Regions from separate parts of the Mus musculus genome. Here region 2 is linked to region 1. The links are chromatin loops, found by intact Hi-C in ENCODE. Cell type or tissue: gastrocnemius. All regions are shown on one strand.

Evidence for each region. A loop is a pair of places that touch in the nucleus more often than their neighbours do. Peaks named below come from ENCODE experiments on the same cell type or tissue, not always from the same donor. Only the 100,000 strongest peaks of a DNase experiment are listed, where the experiment ranks them.
Region 2: a loop joins it to region 1, with 2.5 times the contacts of the local background. A loop is called at or near these places in 2 of 42 quality-filtered maps.

Annotation. Positions count from the first base shown.
Region 1 is chr2:26,035,413-26,043,412 of GRCm38, reverse strand. No RefSeq gene overlaps it. Among named protein-coding and RNA genes, the nearest start is that of Ubac1, 18 kb to the right of the region's middle. In gastrocnemius, no CTCF peak of the experiment used is centred here; a DNase peak (open chromatin) is centred at 3,283.
Region 2 is chr2:25,845,582-25,853,581 of GRCm38, reverse strand. Sohlh1 (spermatogenesis and oogenesis specific basic helix-loop-helix 1) reads left to right here and starts at 6,334. Exons shown (of 8, transcript NM_001001714.1): 1 at 6,334-6,451; 2 at 6,730-6,864; 3 at 7,226-7,373; 4 at 7,805-7,929. The coding sequence starts at 6,387. In gastrocnemius, a CTCF peak has its summit at 3,009 (motif pointing left); DNase peaks (open chromatin) are centred at 750, 3,018, 6,589 and 6,878.

The sequences.
Region 1 (8,000 bases):
ACAAGGTGATAGCCAGTTCATGACAGAGCAGAGAAATAAAAGGACTGCCCCTGATGCTGCTTCAGCCAGGTGTCTCTGTGGACTGGGCCACCTGCACACACGTGCACTGCAGACCCTCACCCAGGAGATAGAGCTGCCAGTGATGGGACCCCAGCTCCATCACCTGGGTGGGAGATCTTCGGAGTTGTATGAACTCTCTGAGATTTTGACTGAGGCATAGTGGATACTGGAAGTCCCATGGGCATTTAGTATGTATTGGTTACTGCAATGCACAGCACATTAGTAGTGGGTGATATCAAGTGTACCTATACAGAAGGCTAGGTTCCCTGGGTGTGGTGACACACACCTTTAATCCCAGCACTGGTGAGTAAGGGGCAGGCAGATCTCTGTGAGTTTATGGCAGCCCACTAAGAGCACTAATCCAAGCTAGCGAGGCAGGCATAAGTGGGCTGAGGCCCAAGTTGAGACTCCTATACCACCCTGGGGTTTTGACCTCCCTCTCCCACCGTACTTAAAAGTTCTGGTGTCCCAAAAGGATTTTAACCACACTCTGGTACTATGGGCATAGCCTTATATCTCCAGGGTCCCTGAGATACTCAGACATCGTATCAGGCATTAGCCCCACCCACTAACCTGATTATAATGGTTTGTTTATGCTTGGCCCAGGGAGTGGCACTATTAGAAGGTGTGGTCCTGTTGGAGTAGGTGTGTCACTGTGGTGTGAGCTTTAAGACCTTCATCCTAGTTGTTTGGAAGCCAGTCTTCCACTAGCAGCCTTCAGATGAAGATGTAGAACTCTCAGCTCCTCCTGTACCATGCCTGCCTAGATGCTGCCCTGCTCCTCTCTTGATGATAAAGGACTGAACTTCTGAACCTATAAGAAAACCCAATTAAATGTTGTCTTTTATAAGAGTTGCATTGGTCATGGTGTCTGTTCACAGCAGTAAAATCCTAACTAAGACACTGGTGATTTCCGCAGTCAAGCCCTTCAGTGTTTGTCCACAGAATCAGTCTTCCTGGAGCTATATCAGGTACTGGCCCAGGTGCAGAGGTGACAGAGACACTCTGAGTGCCATGCTTACTGCATTTGTGTTTACACTAGAGCCACCAAGCAGATAGTCGTGCGAGGATACTTTAAACTCAGGATTCCACACAAACATTAAATTTAGATTTAGTATGACAGCCGTTATATGGAAATTAAAGAGTCTGGATATTTGTGAATATTGGTGTCTGACAATTCCATCCTGCTGAGGTGCTCCACATACCAAGTGGATAGAGGACCTCCTCCCAACCCCCAAGGCCAGCTTGCTCACCCTTCACTCTCCCAATCTCTCTTCTCCTTTCCCCTCTTCCCTTTTCTTCCTTCTCCCTCCATCCTGTGCTCAGAGACAAAGGCCAGTCAGAGCGGCTCGTGCTGCCCTGGTATACATCATGGGGTCCTCCCGAGGCTTCTCTTTCCCCGCTCAGGTAGGACCTGTCTAAGCAGCTCACACTAGAAGAGGAAGTCCTACTGACAGGAGTACCTGGCCTAGGAGGAGCCTGGGGGACTCCCTGGCCACTAGGCCTTGGGGACAATCAGAAATCTTCCCCGAGCAGGGTGCAGAAGTGCTTCAGGGTCTCTCTCTCTCTTGCCGGCCTCCTGCAGTCTTCCTCTCCACAGGCCTGCCCAACCTGTGGGGGAAGGGCGGATTCCTGGAGCTGCTCCCACTGCCCCACCGGCCAGCCCACTTCAGCCTCTCCTCCATTTCCCCTCACACCAGACCAGGAGACTGCTAAGTGCTTGGGCGATCTTATGCCCTCAATAAATCTAATCATTCAGTCCCTCCAGGAAAAGGAGGAGCCTCAGTCTCTAGCTGGACAATCATCGGCTCTCCCCACAAGGCGGCTGCGTTCCTACCACACTTCCTGTAACGGGCATTTGTGCTATTAATAATCAATCTGGTGGATGTTTATCACCTCTTTCTGGGGAACTCAGTGGCCTCCACAGAGGTTGGCAGGTGCCTGGGACCTGTAGATCTGTGGTACTGGGTGGCCCTGAGAGTTAGTGGCCTCCCTGTGCATGACTAACAAAGCAGCCACGTATATCTCTGGCCTGGATAGGAGCCGCACCAGTCAAGGTGAAGCCTCTCTTGAATGCAGCATCGTGGATTGCTGAGATCAGACGGACAAGGATGGAATGGGATGGCCTGAGCCCAAAGCTAGGGTCCGCTTGGAGAGGTTGTGCAGGCCAAGGCTCACATGTGCAAGGCGTGATCCTCATAACCTTCATTTCATGTTCTCTGCATTTAAATAAAGGGAACGCTTGCCTGGCACGTGTGAAGGCTTGGGTTTGATTCCCAACACCGCAGAAAAATCATAACAGCGACATTGATGACTATCATTTCAGTACCATACCCTGCTGGAAGCACAGCTTCCAAAACCCCAGGAGTCCAAAGATTCTACCTATTGTCTGAAAGTAGTTTAATTTATGGGCAGCCTGTAGGCAGCCAGATTAGGGGACCCAATCTTTGGAGCTGAGACAGCCCCGATGGGAGTGGGACTAGGTCTCTGGTAGGAGCTGTCCAGGAGGGTGGTTTGCCTAACAGAATCCTCCACCAGTTCCTCTCTATTGCCTCCTGCCTCAGGGCTCTCCTTTTCTGTTCTATGCTCCTCTCTCTACCTCATCTCCTGCAGAGCTCCTAAAATGGGCTCCCTGGGCCTTAGGGTGCATGGGCATGGGGTGTCAGAAACACTGATTCAGTGGGTGAGACCCAGGAAAGTACATACATGTCAGCCCAGACACATGGGAACCAAAGCACTCAGGTCCCTTCCTTGAGGGGGACAGGATAATGGGTCTCCTCTGGTCACTGTTATAAGGCCAGCGGTTCCTCAAAGAGAGCCCAGACAAAGTGTGATGGTCAGGAGAGCAATCCCCCTAAAACACAGAAGGGAGGGTAAAGGGTCACCTTAGCCCCATCAACCTTCCTGGTTCATAGCCTTGAGACAGGAAGCTGGGTTTCTGGGTGCCAGTCTTAGATCCAGGACCCAGAGACCAAGTCAGATCCAGATAGGGCCAGTAGATACTAAGGGCCTCCCAAAAGGCTCCAGTCACCCTAAAACAGCCCTCTACATCTCCTGTTCCCTGCCCCCTCCTAGTTTCTGTGGGCACGATGCACTCCTCTGTTTACCCAGGGCAATTTCAGCTGCGAAGCTGTCGGCGGCAGTCTGCAAACAGCCCCCAACGCTGCCTGCCAAGCGCCGCCAGCCGCCAGCTTGCTTCGCAGGCGGTTCGCACAAGCTGCCCGGCCTGGCACCAGGCTGTTAGCTGGCCTCCCCCAGGAGCTGGCAGTATTCCAAGGTGTCATCCCTTAGTGTCCTCATCGGCTTCTCTCCAGCCACCTTTGCTGCAGCCCCTGGGTACTCCTGGATCCGGAGGAAACAGGGGATTCCAGGGTTCAGTGACACCTCAGGAGTGATCCAGGAGCTCTGGGGAGATGGTAACCTTGAAATCCCTCAGGACCCTAGTTAGGGATATACAGTACCACTGAGACTTGGGTATGGGTCACCCATGTAGTACCTCATGTCCAGGCAGGAACTGGCATCCTCTAAATTGTCTCTGGGAATCACCCGAGGCTGGAGACCTGACTATCCTCAGGTCTTCTTATGAATCTGATGGCCGATCAGTTACAAGTTCATTCAGCAGCATGGAGACATCTCCTTTTTAACCCTAAAGATGCTGGATACCAGAATTCACTCAGGCTAGAAGAGCAGCCATACACCTGGACTCTCCTCAGTCTAAACTTCCTGGCTCTAGGCATGTGTGAGGGTGGTAGACTCTCATCACTGGGGAAAGTATTGGGAGAAGATGCCGAGCTCCTGTTTGCTCCAGTGTTGGCCCTAGTTCATCCTTGTGAATGAGAGGAGTTGCTAGGGCCACACCTCAGTCAGCTCTGTTTCATGCTGCCTCTCAAGATCCCAGAACTCAGGTCCCACTGGCTTTCTGTCAGCCTAGACCTACATTGCCAGGCCTCCTTTTGTGGGATAACGATGTTAGAGCCTCCAACACCTTTCCAGTCCTGGCACTCTCAGAGACCCCCCAGTTTCAGTACACTGCACCCCCCACTTCATCTCTGAGCTCAGACAGCCCTCTTTTGCCTGCTTCACTGAGGCCAATGCCAGGTCCCAGGCTCCCTTGAAGGTAGGGAACGGCAAGCCTGGCCTTTGGACAGGGCTGCATCTCTTAAGATTAATAATCCTGCTGTGTCATGGCCTCATAATTAAGTGCTTGTTCATCCCCATTATCATCAGAATGATTTGTTGGTCTCTGAGTAATAAAAGTCCACCTGCTGAGGCAGGAGCCTGCAGGCATCTCTGCTAGAATCCTTGAGGGAGACTGCCACCTTCACCTACAGGAGGCTGCCAGAGGGACGGGATGGAGTGCCCACCTCTGGGACTGCTGTCTTAGCTTTCCAAATGTGTTGTGGCTTAGACTTAACCCTGGGACTCCCTTACTGTACTCAGGAGCTGCCTGAAGCTAGGGCTGGCCTGACCTCGAGCATATATATGGTCTAGTAGACCCCACTGGACAACTTCAGGGCTCAGAGATGCTGCAAAGCAAGTGTGGATGACCCCAGAGTGCTGTGTTCCTGCTTGCACACACATTCACACGAATGTGCACACACACGGGCATACACCTATCTCCAGGTCTTGGTCCTTGGCTTCTTCTCTCTCCTGCTTCACTGCCTTCATCATCATGAAGTGAAACAGATCCTGTCTACCACTTCCGAGAAGCGGAGCTGTACTGAGGGGTGGTGGAGCTGCAATGTGCAGCCAGTCTCCAGGATTTGCACCCCCAACCCCCAAGTGGCAAGAGAAGAGTATCTGCCTCTGATTAACAAGCCGAGGTGAGGCTGCTAGCTACAGAGGTCACCCTTTCCCATTCCTACCGATTCCACTTTAGCTGACTGTTGCCAACAGGAAAGAGGGGTTCGCTTTCTGCATCCTATGTATTCCCTATGGATAAGGAAAAAACCTGCCCACCTGGAACTTAGAGCTGCCTGTGTTTGTGGGCCAGTGTTAGTACTTAGCTGAACACTAGAAAGGTGTTAGGGCAAGTCAGGCACCCTGTAACCATGTGTAGTTCCTGCAGCCACAATTCACAATGGATACACAAAGACTGATGTATTTTACTTGGGGCTTTTTTCAAGTTAGGCCTAAAAATACATAGTAAGACCTCACCCCCACCCCAAGCCTGAGGGAAGGGAAAAGGTGAAATCATGAATTAACAATGGATATTTGGTCAAACATAACCTCCCTATAAGAATCAATGTTAAAATTACAGTTATTAGCCATATTTCCTTTCAGGAGCAGTTAGAGTCACTTCAGAAGGTGAGGCAATTAATTTTTAAGTTTATGTTACACATTATAACACAGCAGGCCATTAACAAGATGGCAACATTAACCTTAATGTACTTGGCAAAGACAGCTGTGGATGCAAGCTGGACAGGCTCCTGGACTGCATGGACGCAGGACATCCAACAAGCCAGGGCTGAGGATCTTCACCCCATGTGCTCAACCAGGTGAAAGACCGTTACACAAGCTCACTAGGCTGGTAGATGCTGTCCACCTACGGTGGGAAGGGAAAATGTCCTGCCCTGCCCCTCCGCCCCCCAGCCTTGGTAGAAAGGGGTTGCTCAGACTGTCTCTGAAGGTTGACAGCTTGACGAATGCTGGTGCGGCTCCAGTGAGATATGAGACTCTGTGTGGGTTGGGATCAGAGATTAGGGCTCAGTCTGGAGCTAGGGGCAGAGGGCAGAGATGTGTCCCTCACGGCCTGAGAATTTCTTCCCACAAGCCCTTCAGAGTGGGCACCGTGGGGCCCCCACTTTCCAGGAAAGGTTCCAGCTCAGGCAGGATCTGCTTTTGTCACTGCCACCAGATAGGGGTGACCTTCCTGCCTGCTGTGACTTCAGAGCCAGTGAGCCAGCCCCTCCTCCAGGCCCTCACATACCCCTGCTGTTGCCACTGTCTGCTCCCTACCCACAGCGTGTCAGTGGCAGGCTCTATACTAGTAGAGAGCCTCCTCAGGAGTCTAGACAACTGGGAGGAAGGCTCCAGGAGATGTGTTCTGCTCATCTTTGAAAGAAGCATCCAGGCTGGGACTGTGGCTCAGGGGCAAAGCACTTGCCTAGTATGCGCACAAGGGAAGCCCTGGAGTATCTCCTGAACAAAAAGGGGAACTAAGAGGTGAAGAAGGTGGGTGGGGGGACTCTTTGGCCAGGATGCAAGATGTAGAAACACAATCGTAGTGAACAGGGATCTGACTTGAGAAGCCAAGGCCACACGGGCTACTGGGGATCCATATCATCCCCAGAGAACACAGGGGTGAGGCCTCTGAGAACTTAGCTAGGGCAGGGGACAAGCCTGCTCCTACTCCATCTGGACTTCATAGGCTTTTAACAAGTCTTCCTGATGAAGACAGCAACTAGGAGTGACTGACATGGAGGTGTGGACTGTGGTTGTCCCTGGAGTAACTGGCAGAGGCTGGGCAGGAAGATGTCTAGGATCAGGCAGGAGAAAGGGTTGCCCTGGGGGTACCTTGGATCTTTTCTTTGGTATGAGGCCCGTTTCTCCAGGTTCCAACACAAACACTGCCCAGCCCTTACTTATCCGGTGAAGAACGTGGAGCGTGGAGACAGAGCATAACAGCGTTCCCAAGCCGAGCAAAGGTGACAACTTTGAAAAAGTTGAAAAGAGACATTAGATCTGGAGATGCAAAGAGTGGAGGGTCTAGACTGGAGGCCAGTGACAGGGTCTTTTCTGTTGTTAGCTAGGGAGTGGGCTGATTGGTACCTCCAGGAAGCTTTTCTAGCCTAGCTACCCCAGCGAAGCATCCCCTCCCGATCTCTGTGGCTCTGGGGACCAAAGCTTTGTGGCTGGAAGTATTTGGGCAGAGCACAGCCAGGATGGGCTCACCATGAGGTTTCTCTAGGTATGAGAGGTGCTCCTTTCTTCTAAACAAAACAGCACAGGCCACAGCAAAGGTACCTACAAGGCATTTGCCAGCAGACCCTAAGTGCCAGAGCTGGCTTCCAGCTCAGCATAGTCCTGTCCCTTGTCCCTGCTGCCTGATTGACCCAGGCAGGTACCTGTATCATTATACCTCATGGCTGAGCAGGAACACGTGGCTTCACAGAAAAGATGAATGCAGAGGGCTGGAAAAAGGAGATTCACTCATTCATTCACTCACCAATTCATTCACTCATTCACTTACATGGTCACTTGCTCCCTCAATGGTGGTGTTTCTCAAGGCCTGAGCCAGGCCCGGCTAGGAGCATGGGGCATCTAGCATCCAGAGTCCTGTGCTACCTGGATCAAAGCCCAGTGCTGAGAGCTCCCCCCTCAAATTCAGGTGTCCCATGTCTCTTTGTGAGTGGGCCTTCCTCCTCATCAACCGCCCTGTGGTGTCTGGAACCCCTGCATTCTCAGCCTCCTGTCTGTGCCTCTGTTGCCCAGAAGTAGCGTCTCTGCCTCTGTGTGGCTGTATCCTGAGAACACTGGCCACAGCATAGTCATGGACCTCTATACTCCAGTTGGCCAGACCTCAACTAATTAATTAATTAATCCCCAGCCACCCACCTGATGTAAAGCACTTCCTAAGGACCTGGGGTGGGGGTGGGGGTCAGGACTTCAACCCATTTTGGAGTCTGCTTTCTCTGGCTCTTAACCTAGCACTATCGGCTGGAGACAGGCAGCCCAAGGTATAGATAGGCTCAGCGCATTTCCTCAGCCTTGACTTCTTGTATGCTAAAGCCAGTCAAACTATTCTCATTAGAGACTCTGAAAAACAAAACAAACAAAAAAACCAACATAGCAGAATGGAGGCTACTTTGCCCACTGTGTGAGAGCCTGGAGGGATCTAGTCATTGAGGGGGCTGCCTAGCACCCCTGAGCTCTAGAATGCCATGCTTTGTCACCCCTAAACACCAGGTATATACTTGAGACTTGAGACCTCTTTGTTA
Region 2 (8,000 bases), 190 kb after region 1:
GGACACTGGGCTTCGTGGCAAATGCTACCTCACCAGGTCCAAAGGAAGATTCAAAGGCAAGGGAGCCACAGAGGACAAAGTCCAACACTGAGGTCCGCTTAACCACACACAGGGTCTGCCGTGTTCTCACTGGTTCTGGTTGTGCCTGGGAAGCTTGCTGCCCTCGGGAACGTGGCCTTACCTGTTTGAACACCAAGAAGACCAAAAGAAGCAATTGCAAAAGACAGCAAACCCATATGATCTAACTTCATCAACTAAAAATCTAAACTAGGTGGGTGTCTTAGTCTGGGTTTTATTGCTGTGAGGAAACACCATGATCAGAAAGCAAGTTGGGGAGGAAAGGGTTTATTTGGCTTACACTTCCAGATCATAGTCCACTGCTAGAGGAAGTCAGGACAGGAATTCAAACAGGACAGGAACCTGGAAGCAGGAGCTGATGCAGAGGCCATGGCAGGATGCTGCTTACTGGCTTGCTTTCCCTGGCTTGCTGAGTCTGCACTCTCGGGTATGCCGAGTAAATACCTAGGCTACATCTACAGTTGGCACTGGAATCCTGGGGACCATTCTGTTCCTTGCTCCTACCTCTGCCTCCTGGGTGGCTGCTGAGCTCCCTCCAGCTTTGGCTGTAGAGCTGTTGTCTGACTGTTCCTCTTGCCAGCCAGGGCTGCATGTGGGCCTGGGCCACTTCCTGCTGCCCTGGAGACACTGCTGCTTAACCACAGACCCAGAGGGCGAGCCAGGCTTGTACTCTGGCTGCAGGCCAAGATCAAGTTCTGTTTCTTAGTCTTCAGGGCCCAGAGGGTCCCGAGATGGCTGGGATCCAGGCTGTTCGGAACACACAGTTCCAGGAAAGGTCTGTGCTCTGGTGGGAAGTGTACTAGAGTGGTAGAGAGGAACTCTTTGCTTTAAGAAAGCAATGTCACCCAGGCAGTGGTGGCACATTCCTTTAATGCCAGCACTTGGAGACAGACAGGCAGATCTTTGAGTTTGAGGCCAGCTTGGTCTATAGGTATATTCAGGTATATATAGGTATATCCAAGACATCCAGGGGTACACAGAGAAACCCTGTTTTAAAAAACAACCAAAGAACTGAAACAGACAACAATGTCAAGGCCCCTCCGTCTGCCACACTGGCTGTCATCTTAGGGCTGAAAACCCCGAACCACACTCAGGTGCATAACAGAAGAGGACAATGTCTAGTGACCTAGGAGGACGTCTCTGGATCCCTACTTGTCAGCTATGATGAAGTCTGGGTATGTTAGCAGCATTGGTGCAGGGCTGATAGAGATGAACTGGAGACACTGTGAGAATCAAACTCCCTTGAGAAAAGTACTTCACATTTTCCAGCACCTATAAAACAGAGATACATCCAAGGCAGGGCTGATCCACTCAGGACTCTCAGCTCCTACCCCCAGGCCCCTGCTAAGGCCACTGTGAACTGCCAGTTTGGTATTACGAAGGGCTCACCCCCACCCCACCCCCACCCCCTACCCCCACCCCACCCCCACCCCCTACCCCCACTGCCGCCTTAACACCAGCCCTACGGTCCTGGCAGCAGCTCTGCCTGAAGGTTTGAGAGCAGATCTGTGCAGGGACAGAAGTCAGGCTCAGATTTGGAGGGTGGGGGCGGGAATGGAAGACTTGTGGACAGTGCCAGGTAGAAGATGCCACTAGTCCTGGAGCTGAAGCCCAGACTGCAAGGACGCAGTGTCCCTGCTTGGACTGCAACCAGGCAGCAAATTGTGACACCAAATCACAGAGATATGTGGCAGAGGGTCCCCAAACAGCAAGGTCACAGAAACCAGAGAGCCCTCCCGGGGTTACTCTGCCTGGCAGGCAGCTCTTGATTGGTTCTAGCCAGGGGCGGGCCAGGTGCTCTCTACTTCCCAAGGACACTGTCTGCTTTCAGAGCATTTGCTCCCAACCCCACATTGTCTCACCTAGGACTTCTAGGAATGTCTCTGGCCTTTAAAGATCCAGGTGAAAACCTGGGCCTTCACCCAGAATGGTCCTCAAAGACAGGGCAAACTGTCAGCAGCGGCAGCATCCCCGGACTCCCTTTCAGTATGCTTGGCCTCAGAAAAGCAGAGATAGGCTGGGAAAGAGGTGGGGAAGGGAGCATAGAGGACTAGGACCAGGATCAACACCACCAATGTGCACTGTTGACCCTGGGCCCCTCCACCAGTATTGCATGGCATGTGGTCACTTGGGTAGGTACTAGCTATGTGTTCTTGATGTCTAGAAGGGCTGGTTCACAGGCCACTGGAAGCCCTTCCTCGCAGGAATCAATAGTCAGCAGCTGCAAAGAAATGGCCAGCAGAAAACTACCACTGCCTCGGCTTGTAACACCTCCCTCACCCTCTTCTCAGTGGCTCTGTCTGGCAGGGGTTGCCTTTCTGTGCGGTGTATTTCTTTCTGGTCCCAGTGCTGCTACTGTTACGTGGAGATGCCTCGTGAGTCCCTCCCTACGCCCGCACCTGAGTGCTCTTTGCAGAAGATGTGAAAAAGGGGCGCTCTCTACACCTCATCTTACTTTCATCTCCAAATATATGGGCAGTCTTGAGTTCTGGACTTCGGAAAGGCTGTGTTCCAGCCACTGTTGCATCCAGCACACCCCTGTGGCGCTACTAGGCTGGGCCAAATAAATGCTCCTTCCCAAGAAAGGCTGCAGACAGTCCTGAAGATGAGAGGTCTATCACAGGGAATCGGAGGATATGTCCTGGATGGTGCATCCACGGGGGACCTGTGGAATTCCCACAGGAGGGCGATAACTACTGTGCACCTCATACTAGGGGGTGCGTCTTCGAGAGGCATGCAGACTTGGTGCAGGATAAGTCGGAAACCACAATCACCCCTCTCTTCACTTTGGCCAGAAACACTTAAGTCTCTTTTTTCTTCCAAGATTGGAAGTGGGGGAGGCAGCAGCAATAACAACAACAAAAAAAACTGTCCTGTCCCCTCCCCCAGGGTCCAGGCTCTTGTCCTTGAGCGCCCCCTGCTGGTCACACCTTGCACCCTGACCCCGTGGGGCTTCCGTGGGACACTGGGAATGGGGAGGACCTCCACATTTAAAGTGGGCAAGCATCCATGGAATTGCACGGCTACTGTGTCCTGCCAGCTTTCCCTTTCTTCCTCTCCTTCCAACAGTGCTCAGTAGGATAGAGGCCTGCACCTAGAGCCCCAGTGTTCTAGGGCACCCAGCCAGAACCTGCTAGGCTAAAGTGCTGTCTGGACCCCAGGTATCACAGTGACCTCTGCCAGCCCTCAGTCACATGAGCACCTATCAACAGGTAGTGGAGTAGGTACAGTACCACCCTCAGGTGCTACACCCTCGTGATGCAGGGCAACATTCTGGCAAACAGGTTATTCATAAGATACCCTGAAACCTTGAATATGGACCTTAAGGGCTCCAGGAGCCTTTGCTGTCCAGTGTCTTGAAGAACCCTCTCCAAACCAACACTGTGGCAATGAGAGGTGGGGGCAGGAGAGACAAACACAGGGTACCTTGGAGATGGAAGGAGGTTGAGATGACTTCTGTTCATGCTCTTCTTCAGAGAAAAGCTACGAACCCAGTCTCTCACTGGGGGCTAGGTCAGTATACTAGAGGGATCACAAATAGGACTACTGATTCCACTCCCATCAACCCTCCCAAAAGTCCTGTCATAGTGTTCTATCCCTGTGAACAGACACCATGACCAAGGCAACTCCTATAAAAGAAAGCATTTAATCAGGGCTGGCTTACAGTTTCAGAGGTTCAGTCCATTATCATCATGGTAGGGAACACCATGCAGGTGGACACGGTCCTGGAGAAGTAACTGAGAGTTCTACATCAGAATCTTGCAGAAAGCAGGAGCAGAGAGCCACCAGGTTTGGCTTGGGCTTTTGAAATCTCTAAGTCCACCCCCAGTGACACACTTCCTAACTCCAACAAGGCCACACCTCCAATTCCCTCTCAAGTAGTGCCACTCCAGGACTAAGCATTCAAGTCTACGAGCCTATGGGGGCCACTCTTATTCAAACCACCAGAGGCCCCATGTCTGTCTGCAGGAGGGCAGACTGAACACAGATACTTTGAGGCAGAGGTACAGTTGGCTCTGCAGAGGGCTGGGGTGCTCCACAGTCCTCAGAAGAGATACAGACTGCGACTCACTGATCTGGGTTCTACATCCCCTGGTTATGCCTCACCTCCATCTGCCCAACAGCCAACTAACTGACCCTTCTGGCAGGTTTACTACTGGGGGATCCAGACCATCACTCAGAGAGACCCTATCTGGGTCTACATCACCAACTGACTAGGGTCTAGCAGGGAGGTGGCCTTGTTGTGTGTGGTGGTTTGAATATTCTTGGCTCAGGGAGTGGCACTATGAAGGGGTGTGGACTTGGAGTAGATGTGTCAATGTAGGCGTAGGCTTTAAAACCTCATCCTAGCTGCCTGGAAGTCAGTATTCTGCTAGCAGCCTTCAGATGAAGATGTAGAACTCTCAGCTCTTCCATGCCTGTCTGGATGCTGCCAAGCTTCCCACCATGATGACAACAGACTGAACCTCTGAACTGTAAGCCAGCCCCAATGAAATGTTGTCCTTTATAAGAGTTGCCTTGGTCATGGTGTCTGTTCACAGCAGTACAACCCTGACTAAGACACTGGGCCATCAGAGGTAGCAAGCTGGGAGGCATTTTGGAAGGCTTTACATAAATGAGTATATGGCGACATTCTGCCCAGAAGATCCAAGCCCAGAGTGCAGCCTGAGTAAGAGGGGAGACGGCTACTGTGAGCAGGTCCTGCTGGGTCGGTTCCCTGTGTGGAGCTGCCATGTTCCTCCTCTCTTCCCCCAGACTTCACAGTGTTTTCAGAATCCAGTGTCCCTAAGCATTTCTGGCCCCATCTCAAGCCCTCACTACACCGGCAAAAATGCCTGAAGTGGGAGCCCCAAGTACTGTAGCTGCCTCATCTGGCTGGGGAATGGTGGGCCTTAGCCCCAAGCCTCCAGTACAAAGAGTAAGCCCCCTGGCTCTTTCTCCACACCTCTGTCCCTATCCTTAGTCAAAGGCTGTGCCTTCCTACCAAGGTTGCCTGAGCCTGTGAGCCCATGTCAGCAGTACCCTGGCTCTCACCCTGCCATAGTGTAGGAGGAGTTGAGAGTTCTACATCTTCATCTGAAGGCTGCTAGCAGAATAAATTTTTTTTTTTTTTTTTTTTTTTGGTGCCTGGAGCAGAGCAAAGATGAAGAGATGGGCAAGACCATTCCACTTACAATGTCCAAGTATTACCTTTCTCCAGCTCATCCCAAGCCCTTCAACCATGACTCCACCCAACTGGAAGCAGAGGCAAGAGGTCCCACTATGTATCATTTCCTCTGTGGCACTACCTGCCCATTCTCTGCAGGTCCCCAGGAGAGGTGCAGTGATCTGCATCAACTATCCTCTGAGAAGTCCCTGCATTTCTTGCACCCATCTCTCACCACTACATGTTCCTTCACCACCACCCCCCTCCCCCCGTTTCCCCTTTCCTCCTTTCTGTCATCCAAGGAATATTTGCTAAGGGACTCCTGCCAGCTAGGACTGAGCTTTTGAGGACAGGCCCCAGATGCGGGTCTCCAAACTGCTGTACAGGTTTAGATCAGGAATGCAGGTCGCTAACACTTCTGGCTGCAGGCGCTTAAGTAGGGGTTGGCAGGCCAGCTGAGTGTTTCACCAGCGAAGCCCGGGTGTTGCCTGGCTCTGGTGATCCGGCAGGGTGGGTGATAACTGTGTTTTTTGGGAAGAACATCTGCTAGAAGGAACCATCTGAGAGAGCATACCTGAACACCCTAGAGTCCTCTTGAGACTGGCCAGGGTCCCTTATACTGTGGAACAACCTTCTTCTCCCAACTAGGTTGTGAGCTTCTCGAGGGCAGGGCTGGACTTCAAATAGCCCTGTAGTCTGCTCCAAAGAGCTGTAGGCAGAGTCATCTTGGGTGGGAACGAACAAATACTTGGCAAAAAGAGAAAGCGGAGACCTGGGCATCCCGCTGGCCATGCCCCTAGAAATCCACTAGAGACGGGTTACTTGGAACTGTGTTGCTACTTTCTGACAAAGGGGTCAGAAACAGAGCTGCAAGCTATCACGTGGGCTGTGATCAGGTCACGTGGTCTGAAGGTCTGCACGTGAAGCAGGGAGTCAAACACGAGAAGGGGCGGGGCAAGCCCAGCACGAAGTGGGCAGGTGGGGCGGGGAGGCGGGGGGGGGGGGCGTGGAGTGAGACGCTTGCATAAGAGTGGGCACCCAGGTGCTGGTTGGATGCAGAGCTCCTGGGGTAGGCACAGTGTGGGTGAGAGGGCGGGCTGGTGGGCCTAGCTAAGGGCTATCTGCGGCTTCCGGCTTGTTGCTTCCCTCCAACTTCGTGCCAATGGCGTCCGGTGGCCACGAGCGGGCCAATGAGGATTACAGAGTCTCTGGCATTACGGGATGCAGGTAAAATTTGGGTTGACGGGCTCTGAGAGGGTCAGGTTCCAAGACCTTTGCCAAAGGGTGACTTACATCTTCACCTTACCTGGCACAGCCAGGCAGAGCTCCCATCTTGGCGTGGAGGAGGTGGGGGAGGGGTCGTGAGCTGGCCAGATGGTATTCCTGGATGACCCAGGCCGGCCTTCACTTCTTCCAGACATCTACCCCAAATGCCCTAGTTCTCCATGTGGGGCACTGGTGCCTTTTGTGAGGTTCATAAGTGGTCTTGGCTCTTTTCTCTGTAGCAAGACTCCTCAGCCTGAGACTCAGGACAGCTTGCAGACCTCATCACAAAGCTCAGCTCTCTGCACAGCTCCTGTGGCTGCTGCAAACTTGGGCCCCAGTCTTCGGAGAAACGTGGTCAGCGAGAGAGAACGCAGGTGCGGGCAACCTCGGGGTGGGCAGTATGCCAACGGGGTGGAGGAGTTTAGGTCTGTGGTTTAATGAGCTTGTATTCATCTGGACCAACCAGGATTAAAACCAGATTCCAAAGTAAGCTCAGCTTTGTGGAGTAGGCCGGTTGTTCCTACAATTTGACTTGGATTCACCCTTTCACATACCAGAACAGAGCTGCTGCTTCAGGGCTGGGCTGTGCCGTCAGCCCAGAGTTCTGGCGTGCCTCCTGGGTTCCAATGGGACAGGGCTGAACCCGCTGCTCAGGAGGCCTTGGAGGCTGCTCAGTGGTGGGTTCTTTTGCTATCTGGTGAGGGTAGGATTTTTGTTTTCCTTGTCTGGAAGCAGGAGGCGGATCTCGTTGAGCTGTGAGCACTTGCGGGCTCTACTGCCTCAGTTTGATGGCCGACGGGAGGACATGGCATCTGTCCTGGAGATGTCTGTGTACTTCCTCCAGCTTGCCCACAGCATGGACCCTAGCTGGGAGCAACTCTCTGTGAGTCGTAAGCAGGCGGGCCTTGTCAGGTGTCTGCTAGGGGATATCCTTGTTTAAGGGTGCCATGCCACTTGTCTTCTTGGGCTCCAGCCTTCAGCCCACTCTGCACCTCATGATACATTCAGACCATACCAGTTGGTATTCTCCTTAGGGGGCAAGTGTTGCCCGTATGTGATGCCAGTGTATGGGAGTTTCAGGGTCTCCATATGTCCATTTCTGGCCAAGAGCACTCACACTCAGACGTCTACCCTTTGAGCCTAAGACTACTGCTCTAGTCTCAGTCCCATGTACACTTGTGCGTGGGTGGATACAGCCTGACCCAAGAGCGGGAGGTTGGGGGTGGGTGTTTGAGGAGTGAAGCTTCAGTCCAGACACGTCTTTCCCTGTGTGACCCTGAGTTTCTGGCTAGTTTGTGTGTGTTTAACCTTCAGGTTCCTCAGCCTCCCCAGGAGATGTGGCACATGTGGCAGGGTGATGTTCTGCAGGTAACCCTGGCGAATCAGATTGCAGACAGCAAGCCAGACTCCGGTATAGCCAAACCATCTGCTGTGTCTCGGTTAGTCTCCCTGGGGCCATCTTTGCGCCCTGGGCTCTGAGCAGTAGCATTAGCTGTGTAATAGTGTCACA